2 separate regions of the Homo sapiens genome follow, and region 2 is linked to region 1. A link is an interaction called in ENCODE POLR2A ChIA-PET data of the cell type or tissue named here. Cell type or tissue: B cell. All regions are shown on one strand. Each heading gives the region's core, and the rest is flanking DNA. Links, peaks and the distances in the headings are about the cores only.

Evidence for each region. Peaks named below come from ENCODE experiments on the same cell type or tissue, not always from the same donor. Only the 100,000 strongest peaks of a DNase experiment are listed, where the experiment ranks them.
Region 2: POLR2A ChIA-PET joins it to region 1 with 6 read pairs; 1 of 35 experiments calls an interaction of 5 or more read pairs at or near these places.

What each region holds. Positions count from the first base shown.
Region 1 is chrX:66,044,730-66,049,257 of GRCh38, reverse strand. No RefSeq gene overlaps it. Among named protein-coding and RNA genes, the nearest start is that of VSIG4, 6.9 kb to the right of the region's middle. RefSeq lists an enhancer at 2,587-2,636. In B cell, for the core only: no CTCF peak of the experiment used is centred there; a DNase peak (open chromatin) is centred at 2,187; H3K4me3 peaks cover 529 bases; H3K27ac peaks cover 2,445 bases.
Region 2 is chrX:65,734,984-65,739,511 of GRCh38, reverse strand. MSN (moesin) reads right to left here. Exons shown (of 13, transcript NM_002444.3): 8 at 4,082-4,245; 9 at 2,587-2,717; 10 at 2,174-2,334; 11 at 895-987; 12 at 318-542. Among named protein-coding and RNA genes, the nearest start is that of MSN, 70 kb to the right of the region's middle. In B cell, for the core only: no CTCF peak of the experiment used is centred there; no DNase peak of the experiment used is centred there; H3K27ac peaks cover 1,924 bases.

The DNA.
Region 1 (4,528 bases), core at 361-4,360:
TATTTCATCATACACTAGTGTAAATGTTTCTGTTGAATAACATCCTAAAACTTTAATTGCTCAGTAAAATTTTTTTATCTTAATAGGTATTATCAAATTACTTTCTAGAGTGGTGGCAACAGTCTAAACTCCAACCATCCCTGTATGAAAGTGTCTTTTTCCCTACACCTTCAACAAAAATGGGCAGCATCAATTGTTTTTATACTTTGGCTATTATAAGTGAGGTTTAGCATATTTCTATGTGTTCACTAGCCAAACATATTACTTCTGGTGCAAATTGTCTCCTGAGTGTTCATTCTTTCATTAGTTGACTTAAATTATTCTTACTTATTTGTAGATGCTATAATGTATAATGGATATTTTATGGTATTTTCAAATGCATTCGTTTTGTCTGATTATTAAAATTGTACATTTTAATTGTAGAAAATCAGAAAATGGAACAAAGTAAAAAGTACAAAAGAAAAATTATTTTAGGTCTACCAATTAAAATATATATCTGATGCATACTTGAAGAAAATTATAAAAATAAATTATTAAAGAAAATATATGATTATTAGAAAAATTTGAAAATACAAAAAATTATAAGAAAAAAATTAAACATTATCTGCAAGCTCGTCATACTTTTAACCTAGTTTGGATTATGGCTTATGTACAATTTCATATTCTGCTTTATTACTTAACAGTTTATTACTTAAAAGTTTATTACTTAAACTTTTTCCCAAGCCATTAAAACTTTTTCCAAAACTGTAATGAATTTTTCAACAGCTTCATTGAGATATAATTTATAGAACATAAACTTTACCCACTTAAAGTGTACAGTTCAGTGGTTTTTAGTATATTCACAGAGCTGTGTAACCTTTGCCATAATCAATTTTAGAATATTTTCACAACTCCAGAAAGAAATCTTATACCCATTAGCAGTCACTTCCCATTTTTTCACTGGCCCTAAGCAGAAATTTATCCTAACCCCATGCAGCAATAAACCTACTTTATGACTCTAGATTAATTTGCCTATTTTTTGGAGAACTTTTAATGCTGGCTTATTTGTTTCCACCTACTAATATGGGCATGGATGCCTTGAAATCCTCCAGATAGTATGTGCTTAGGGAAAGCAAACATAAGATTAGTACAGCAGAAATGTTATTACATTTTTTGTATTACATGCATTTGGGTATAGCATAGGTCAAATCCTGTCCTGAAGAAAACAGCTGCCTCACATCTGGGGTCTGCAGTCTAGCAAACTAGTCAAGGCTAGAGATGCTAAAAATGAAGTTATTCAACTGTACAAAAGTCGTCCTGCTTCACCCTGAACTTCCATTTGGAACAACCTCCTTATTTGCTCTTAATTCTTCCTATAAAAGACCTACACTGATGGTGTGCATAGTCCCAGGTACTCAGGAGGCTGAGGGAGGAGGATTGCTGAGCCTAGGAGTTTGAGGCTGGAGTGAGCGGTGGTCATGACACTGCACTCCAGCCTGGGAAAAAGAGGGAGGTTCTGTCTCAAAAAAAAAAAAATGGAAAAGGAAAAAGACCTACCCAATCCTCAAAGTATACTGGAAATGCCATGACCTACCCCCTCAAAGCCTTTCCTGACTCTGAGGGGAATTTGGATCTTTGTTTCCTTGTAGTTTTATATTAGTTTAACCTCCTAGGATAGTACCTTCTACATTCAATTTGGTTATACCTAACAGACGGAACCTGACACATATGAGTCCCTTGGCTGGGCCTAGAGTTACAGAGATAAAACTCATAGTACAAGAGTCAGTATTGGATAGTGGTAGCCAGAACATGGACTCTATCCTTAAACCGTATAGGTTCAATTCCCAGCTCCATTTCAAATTAAATTTGGAGCCCAGGCCTTGAGCCTTACACGCTTTGTAAAATGTGAATAAATTAGTACCTTTCTCATAAAGCTACTATGAAGGAATGAAGGAGAAAATTTTTGTAAGGTCCCTAACACAAGCCTGACATACACAGTAAGTACTCGAGTCTTTTGATGAAATTAATTGGATTTAAATTGAAAGTCCATTTAAGAGGAACCAGGAAAAAGGCTTGCAGGCTTAGCCTACCAGGGATCTTCCTAGGCTGTTGTTTGTTGAACTCTCCAAGTCAGTAGGTAGAGTGGGTGGAAGTAGGAAAATGACAAAATTTTTTCAGTTTATGTATCACATCCACCCACTCACAGCCACAACTGTCTCACTTCCTCTTTTTCTGTCACCTTAAAAACCAGAGCTCAAAAAACACTGCTTCTTATTGTTCAATCAAAAATAAGGGCGGTGGCATATAGTTTATTTTTTGTTTGTTTTCCATTCTGCATGCATGCATGTAACCAATGGATCCCAGCTTGATTTTCAAGTACACTCTTGGTTGTTTTAGTTGACTGATTAATACTATTAGCTTTTCACTTCAGAGAGAGCAACTAGGGCTCAGTAAGGACAAAGCAGCTCCACTCTGTCCAGTCTAGAAATGGCCTCTCCCAAATGCATTTTTGAGGGTAATTTCTTAGAACCTGCATAATTAGAGGATGTAGCAGCACGAGTGGCAGTGTGATGTAAATAAAGGTAGTCTGGGTTCTAGTCCTACCTCTGCCACTGATCTTCACTGTGTATCATTAAACACATTCTATTCCATCACTAAGCTTCATGTTTTTCCCCTGTGAAGTCAAGGCGAAGGAGGAGGACTCATTGTGGTCTCAAAGGGTCCTGTAGGCTCTGACTTTCTGTGATTTTAAGTATGGATCTAGAATTGGTGGTGAAGGAGAGAGTTGAGTGCCACATAGAACTCTCAGCTCTCCATCCTTAGATACCTGCTTCTTTCTGCACTTTCCTATACTGAGGGATATGACAATCTCCCATGGCTTCACCATCACATGTCTTTGAATGATTGTCAAAGTTCTCCCTCTAGGCATGATCTCCCCTGAACTCCAGTCCTACCTTCTTCACCCTATGAGGACATCTCACTGCAGGAGTCCCATCATCTCTGTTTCCACATGGCTAATCCCAAACTGTCTTCTGCTAAAAATAACCCCTCCCCTTGAACACTTTCTGAGCTCTGTTTATGGCCTTATTGTTGCCCAGGACAGCCATATCTACAACATGAGTAGTATTTATGCTTTCCACTTAGCCATGATTCACTCTGCCACATAACCAAAACCTAGTCACTCTTCTTTCCACAGTCTCTGGCATCCACCCCTTATACTCTGATTTCACTGTCACTGTCCTGCATTTACTCATTTGTTGCAAATCCAGACTGGTACCCCTGCTTCTACTCTTGCTCATCTATATTCTACAATAGAGAAGTAAGGGCAATCCTTTTAAAACACAAATAAGATTGTCTCATCCTCCTGTTCAGATCCCTCCAATTGTTCCTTATCTCAGAATAAAAGTTAAAATCATTTAAATGCCCTACAAGAACCTGCATAATATACTCTCCCTCACCCTTTTCCGTTCCCATCTTATCTTCTCCCAATTTTCTCCTTCACTCCCTCTGCTCCAAACCCACCTCTTTGAACATTCTAGGCATGTTCTTGCCTCAAAGTCTTTGCGCTTGCAGTCCTCCATGCCTGGAATTATCTTTCCTCAGATATCTGCTAAGCCTACTCTCATATTTCATTCAGGTTTGTTCAAATATTATTTCCTCTGAGAATACATGCTATCTCGTTACTCTCTGTATTAGTGTTACATCACTGTCATAACAAATTAGAACAACTTTACTGGCTTAAAGCAACATAAATTAACCATCATACAGTCCTGGAGGTCAGAAGTCTGCCATGAATCATATTGAGCTACAATGAAGATGTCAGAGGACTGCATTCCTTTCTCTAGGGTCTAGGGCAGAATCCATTTATTTGTTCTCTCAAGCTTCTAGAGGCCACCCCTTTTCCTTGACACATGTTTTCCCTTCCTCCATCTTCAAAGTTAGCAGTGTTACACCTATTTGTGCCTTTCTCCCATAGTCACATTTCCCCCTACCTAACTGACTCCTCTGCCTCCCTTTTCCACTTTTAAGGACTCTTGTGATTGCAGTGGACCCACCTGGGTAATCCAAAATAATCTCCCTATGTTAAGGTCAATTGATTTGCAACCTTAACTCCATCTGCAAATTTAATTCTCCTTTGCCATGTAACCTAACTTATTCACAGGTTCTGGGGATTAGTATACGGACATCTTTGGGGGTTTAGTACTCTGCCTATCACACTCTTACACTGTCTATCCCATAGCTCTGCTTTATTTTACTTCATGGTACTCATCAACATTTGACATATTATATACAATATACATATTTGTTAGCTAGATAGACATAATCAAGAAAATCAAATCTTTCTATGAAGCTTGTTAAAATATTTCCCCTTCCCCAAGACAATCATTTTCAACTTTGTTAGCTGTTTTTTTTTTTTTTTTTTGGCCAGTGTTTGACTTCATATCTCTGAATAACATGCTCATATTGCTATTGTTATTCTTAAAAATCTAGCTCTAATTCACTCCCTCACCTCTATTCACCCAAGTCCTGCACATACATATATGAGTAT
Region 2 (4,528 bases), core at 363-4,362, 310 kb after region 1:
TATCCTTTAAGAGTAGAACAACATACAAAAGATTCAGGTGGGAATTTTGTCAGCTAGATATTTTCTTAATGTAAGAGGTGAATGGAGTGAGTGGGAGGTGGGGCAGAGAGAAAATCTCAAAAAGGGAAGAGATAGCCCAAGGTCTGATTAATAAGTGAGAGGTGCCTATCCTTAAAGCTGTCACTTAAGAACGGCTTGGGCTCCCATACAACACTGGGACAGGATCTTATACCTATCCCCCATGATGGTCTAGGGAATGCCATGGGCTACTAAATCAATGCATATAGTTTCCTTGCCCCTTGGCCCTACTTGTATACCTTCAGGTGCTTCTGCACACGCTCATTCTTCTCTGCCTCAGTGGTACGTTCCTCCTCACTGCGGTCCTTGGCCATAGCATCAGCCCGTAGGTCAGCACTAGCCTCTGCCCCATTCTCATCCTGCTCATCCTGCTCATTCTCAGCAGGCTCTGCCACATGAGGTGTACTCATGGCAGTCTTCAGCTCAGCACGGGTCTTCTCCAAGTCTTCCTGTACCATCTGGGCCTGTCCAGTGACAGAAGGAGAGAAAGACTGTCAGTGAGACCAGTTAAACTGTGGCATCCTGTATATGCCTAGAACGGTCTGGCAAGAGGCAGGCACCAGGTAGGACAAGGCACTTCATCTGCCTGATCCTTAGTTTCTTCATCCATAAAACAAGAGCAATTGTACCAACTTCCTAGAGGTATTAGAGAACTCCAGTAAGTATTTGACGAAACCATGAGTGCCTTCTCCCATGCTGCCTGCTGTGGGAAGTATGAAAGAGGGAGGGAGCCAAAACATAAGGAATCTAAGGAGCTGTTACCTATGCATATGGCACCCATTCCTTCAATGCTTTGCTTTAGGCCCTGTGTCTTACCTTCTGCTGCCACTCCACAGCCTCACTCTCCTTCTTCTGTCGGGCCATCTCCAGCTGGGAGATTCGAGCTGTCAGCTCTGCCATTTCCAAGGCCTACGGATAAATTGGAAGCCTGTGAGAGCTGGGCCTTCTGGTCCTCAGGACCCAGGTGTCTTCAACCCAAGTCCCCTGGGGGACTAGTAAGGGACCTACTGCTCCACTTGCTTGCTGCCTCAGAGACTCTTTTACCAGACTACTTCATTCCAGTCCCATCTTCCCTGACCACCACTTCCTTTTAAGTCAGAGCTCCCCCACCTAGACTGTAGGCCTCTTGAAGACAAACAATATGCCATCTCTGTCCCTTCCTCATTATCTCTCCCCCTGCCCCTCTTGGCAAGTATGCAGCTGGGGGCCTCAGTAAAGCTTTGGCCATCATTGGGTCACTTCCTGAAGTGGCAGATCCTTTCCTGATATCCTAGAATGCTCAGGATTCGACTAAGAGTCTTCCCAGGACAAGTACAGGAAAGACACTCAAGTGTCACAAAGCTATCTGAACAAGGAAAAAAGCTTATGCACACCTTGGGTAAATCTCCCATGACAGCTTCCTCATGAGAGACAGGTCTTGGTTCCCTCTATTCCCACCTCCAACAGTACAAAGGAAGAGTATATGTCAAGGAGTTTGGACCACAGGTTCTTAACTTCTGAGTCACAGAACCCTTGGAAACTGTGATGAAAGTATGGATGCCAAATGCCCCAAAAATGCATAGACACATAGTTTTGCATGTGATTTCAGGGAGCAAAGCTTTCAAACAGAGGCAGAAATGGGTGGGTTCTAATCCTTATTTAGCTACAATTGTGTGATCTTTGGTGAATCTCTTCCCTGAGCTCTAATTTCCTTATCTGGGATATTATCTCATATGAGGTTAATCCCATAGGGTTACTGGGAAGAAGAAATAAGTAAGGAAAAGGGAAATATTCCCAACACAGCAACATACAGCAGGAGCTCAAATATGAGTCCCTTTTGTTCTTTTCTCCTTCCCTTTCCTTTGCCAGGTCAATCAGCTCAGATACCCAAGAGTTAAGAAAGTGAACAGAAACTAAGGGTTAGGGAAGACTGCAAAAATTTCTGGGCCACACTAGTGACTTCTCAGCTTGCTTCTGAACTAGTTATTTGCTGGAGGCCCATGGAGTGGTAGCCTGCTCTAAAAAGCCAGCATGTAAGCAAAAGTAGCTATAAGTAAGTAGGCAGACAAGGAAGAAAGTTCAGTTCCCATAATCCCAGCCCACCCTACAGCTTTACCAGCTGTTCCTGAGTCTTTTTCTGGTCCCGGGAGGCCTGCAGCAAGGCCTCCTTGGCCTCTTCAGCTTCTTGACGCTCCTTGGCCAGCTTTTCAGCCTCGCTCTGGGCACGCTTCCGTTCCTGCTCAAGTTCCAGAGCCCTACGGGTCTGTTCTTCCAGTTCTGAGCAGAAAAGGAGGGGAGAAGGCAGTGAAGAGCACAGAGATAAAGACGACACAATAGCTTCGTTCCTGGAAATGATCCACCCCAAGACAAAGCTGGCAGAAAGTTCTGAGCTCTCTTCTTGCCCATTCTTCTTCTAGTCTGTAGCCACACCTGAACTACATTGTCTGAGTCTACAGCTCAGGCAGAAGGTTCTCCAGCTCAGAGTTAGGCCTGGAAAAATCCAATCTCCAAGGTGACTCCAAGCCTCACCTTGCTGAGCCTTCTTAGTCTGTTCCTCGATCTGCTTCAGCCTCTCCATCAGCTCCTCCTTCTCCCGTTCAATCTTCTCTTTCTCCTTCTCTGCCATTTCACGCTTCTTCTTCTCATTTTCCAGCATAGCACTAGGGAAGGAGATAAAATGGATAGAACAGGATAACAACGCTCCACAAAAGCCTGGGGAGGCCAGGCGCGGTGGCTCACACCTGTAATCCCAGCACTTTGGGAGGCCGAGGTGGGCAGATCACGAGGTCAGGAGATCGAGACCATCCTGGCTAACACAGTGAAACCCCGTCTCTACTAAAAATACAAAAAAAATTGGCTGGGCATAGTGGCATGCGCCTGTAGTCCTAGCTACTCAGGAGGCTGAGGCAGGAGAATTGCTTGAAGACAGGAGGCGGAGGTTGCAGTGAGCTGAGATTGCGCCACTGCACTCCAGCGTGGGCAAAAGAGCAAGACTCCATCTAAAAAAAAAAAAAAAAGCCTGGGGAATTCCAAGGCTTGCTGCCTCTGGGTCTCTCAACCCAACCTTCCCAACACACTTAGGGATTGTGAGTTTGGGCCACCCTCCCTTACCTCTATACCCTTGTCCTCATATCATAGCCCCACATAGGCCAGTGTACACGGGGCCCTGTCAATGTACCCCTGAGTCAGGAATCCTAGCTCTCCCACCAACCCACTGGGTGACCTTAGCTATGTCACTGCTTTGCTCTTGTTCCCCTATCTTGAAAATGGTCCAATAAGACCTGCCCTATCCACCTTGTTAGGGAGACAAGTTTTGGCTCTGTGCTGGGATGAAGTGCTTCAAGTCTAGTAATCTCTACGGCTAGTGCATCAGTCCTCAGGTCTAACACTGCCTGCCCTAAAGCCCAGCTCTAGGCTTCTTTTTCCCAGAGTCTGTTACAAATCTGGAATAAGTATTTGCTTTTGCTTTTTCTTGCCCTAGCACCTCTTCCAGGAACCTTCTTATCTCCCTTGGCTAGGTATTCTCCATCTGGGCCCTCAGAATACTTGGCTTACCCTTCTCCCCATCCCTCTTCTATGTTTTTGTCTCCATAGCACTTCTTAACCATCTTATGTACCACATAATTTGCTTATTTATTATGTTCGTCTCCTCCCCACTAGAATGCTAGCTTCACAAAAGCAGAGATTTTTGGTCTTTTCTTATTCATTGCTCAATAAATATTTATTAAGTGAATGAATGACATGGCCTTTGTACCTTGAGTTATGTATATATTGTTTTCCCTCTCTCTGCTACTAGACTGAGTAGACTGTGAGGTCCTACAGGGCAGTTTCCTGCTAGATCCAGCTCTGTAAAAACTGCCCCTCAAACTTGGTAGATTTTTTCTGAATAAATGTGAATATTGGTGTCTAACCTCTCATCTATGAAGTCCTAGGTTGGCCTCATGTCCTGACTTAGCATGCAGGGCACCTTTGAGAAGCTTCCTTGCCCCAGCCCTGGCCCCCCACATCAGTGTGCAGCACCTACCGCTCCATCTGCTTCTGGTGCTTCTCCTCCCGGGCCTGTGCCTTCATCTGCTGCACCTCAATGGTATCAGGCTTGCGACGGCGCATGTATAGTTCATGGTTCCCCATGCACAAGGCCAAGATCCGCTTGTTAATCCGCAGCCGGGGAGCATAGAAGACGAAGTCCTGGTGGGAAATCAGCAATCAGAAAGAATTTGGAGGGACAGGTGAAGGTGATCTTCTGCCTTCTGAAAAGCTAAATCCAAAAGCACTGGAAAGAATATTTAATCTGACCTCCTGCACTACAGATGGGAAGACTAATTATCAGAGTGGTAAAGTGACTTGCCCAGGGTTAGACAGTAGACAGACCCAAGACTAGAAACCCAGGTTTCTTGACTCTGAAACCCATGTTCTTCCCATAATTTCTTTCAATCTTTGCTTATGAAACCACAATTTCTTTCAATCTTTG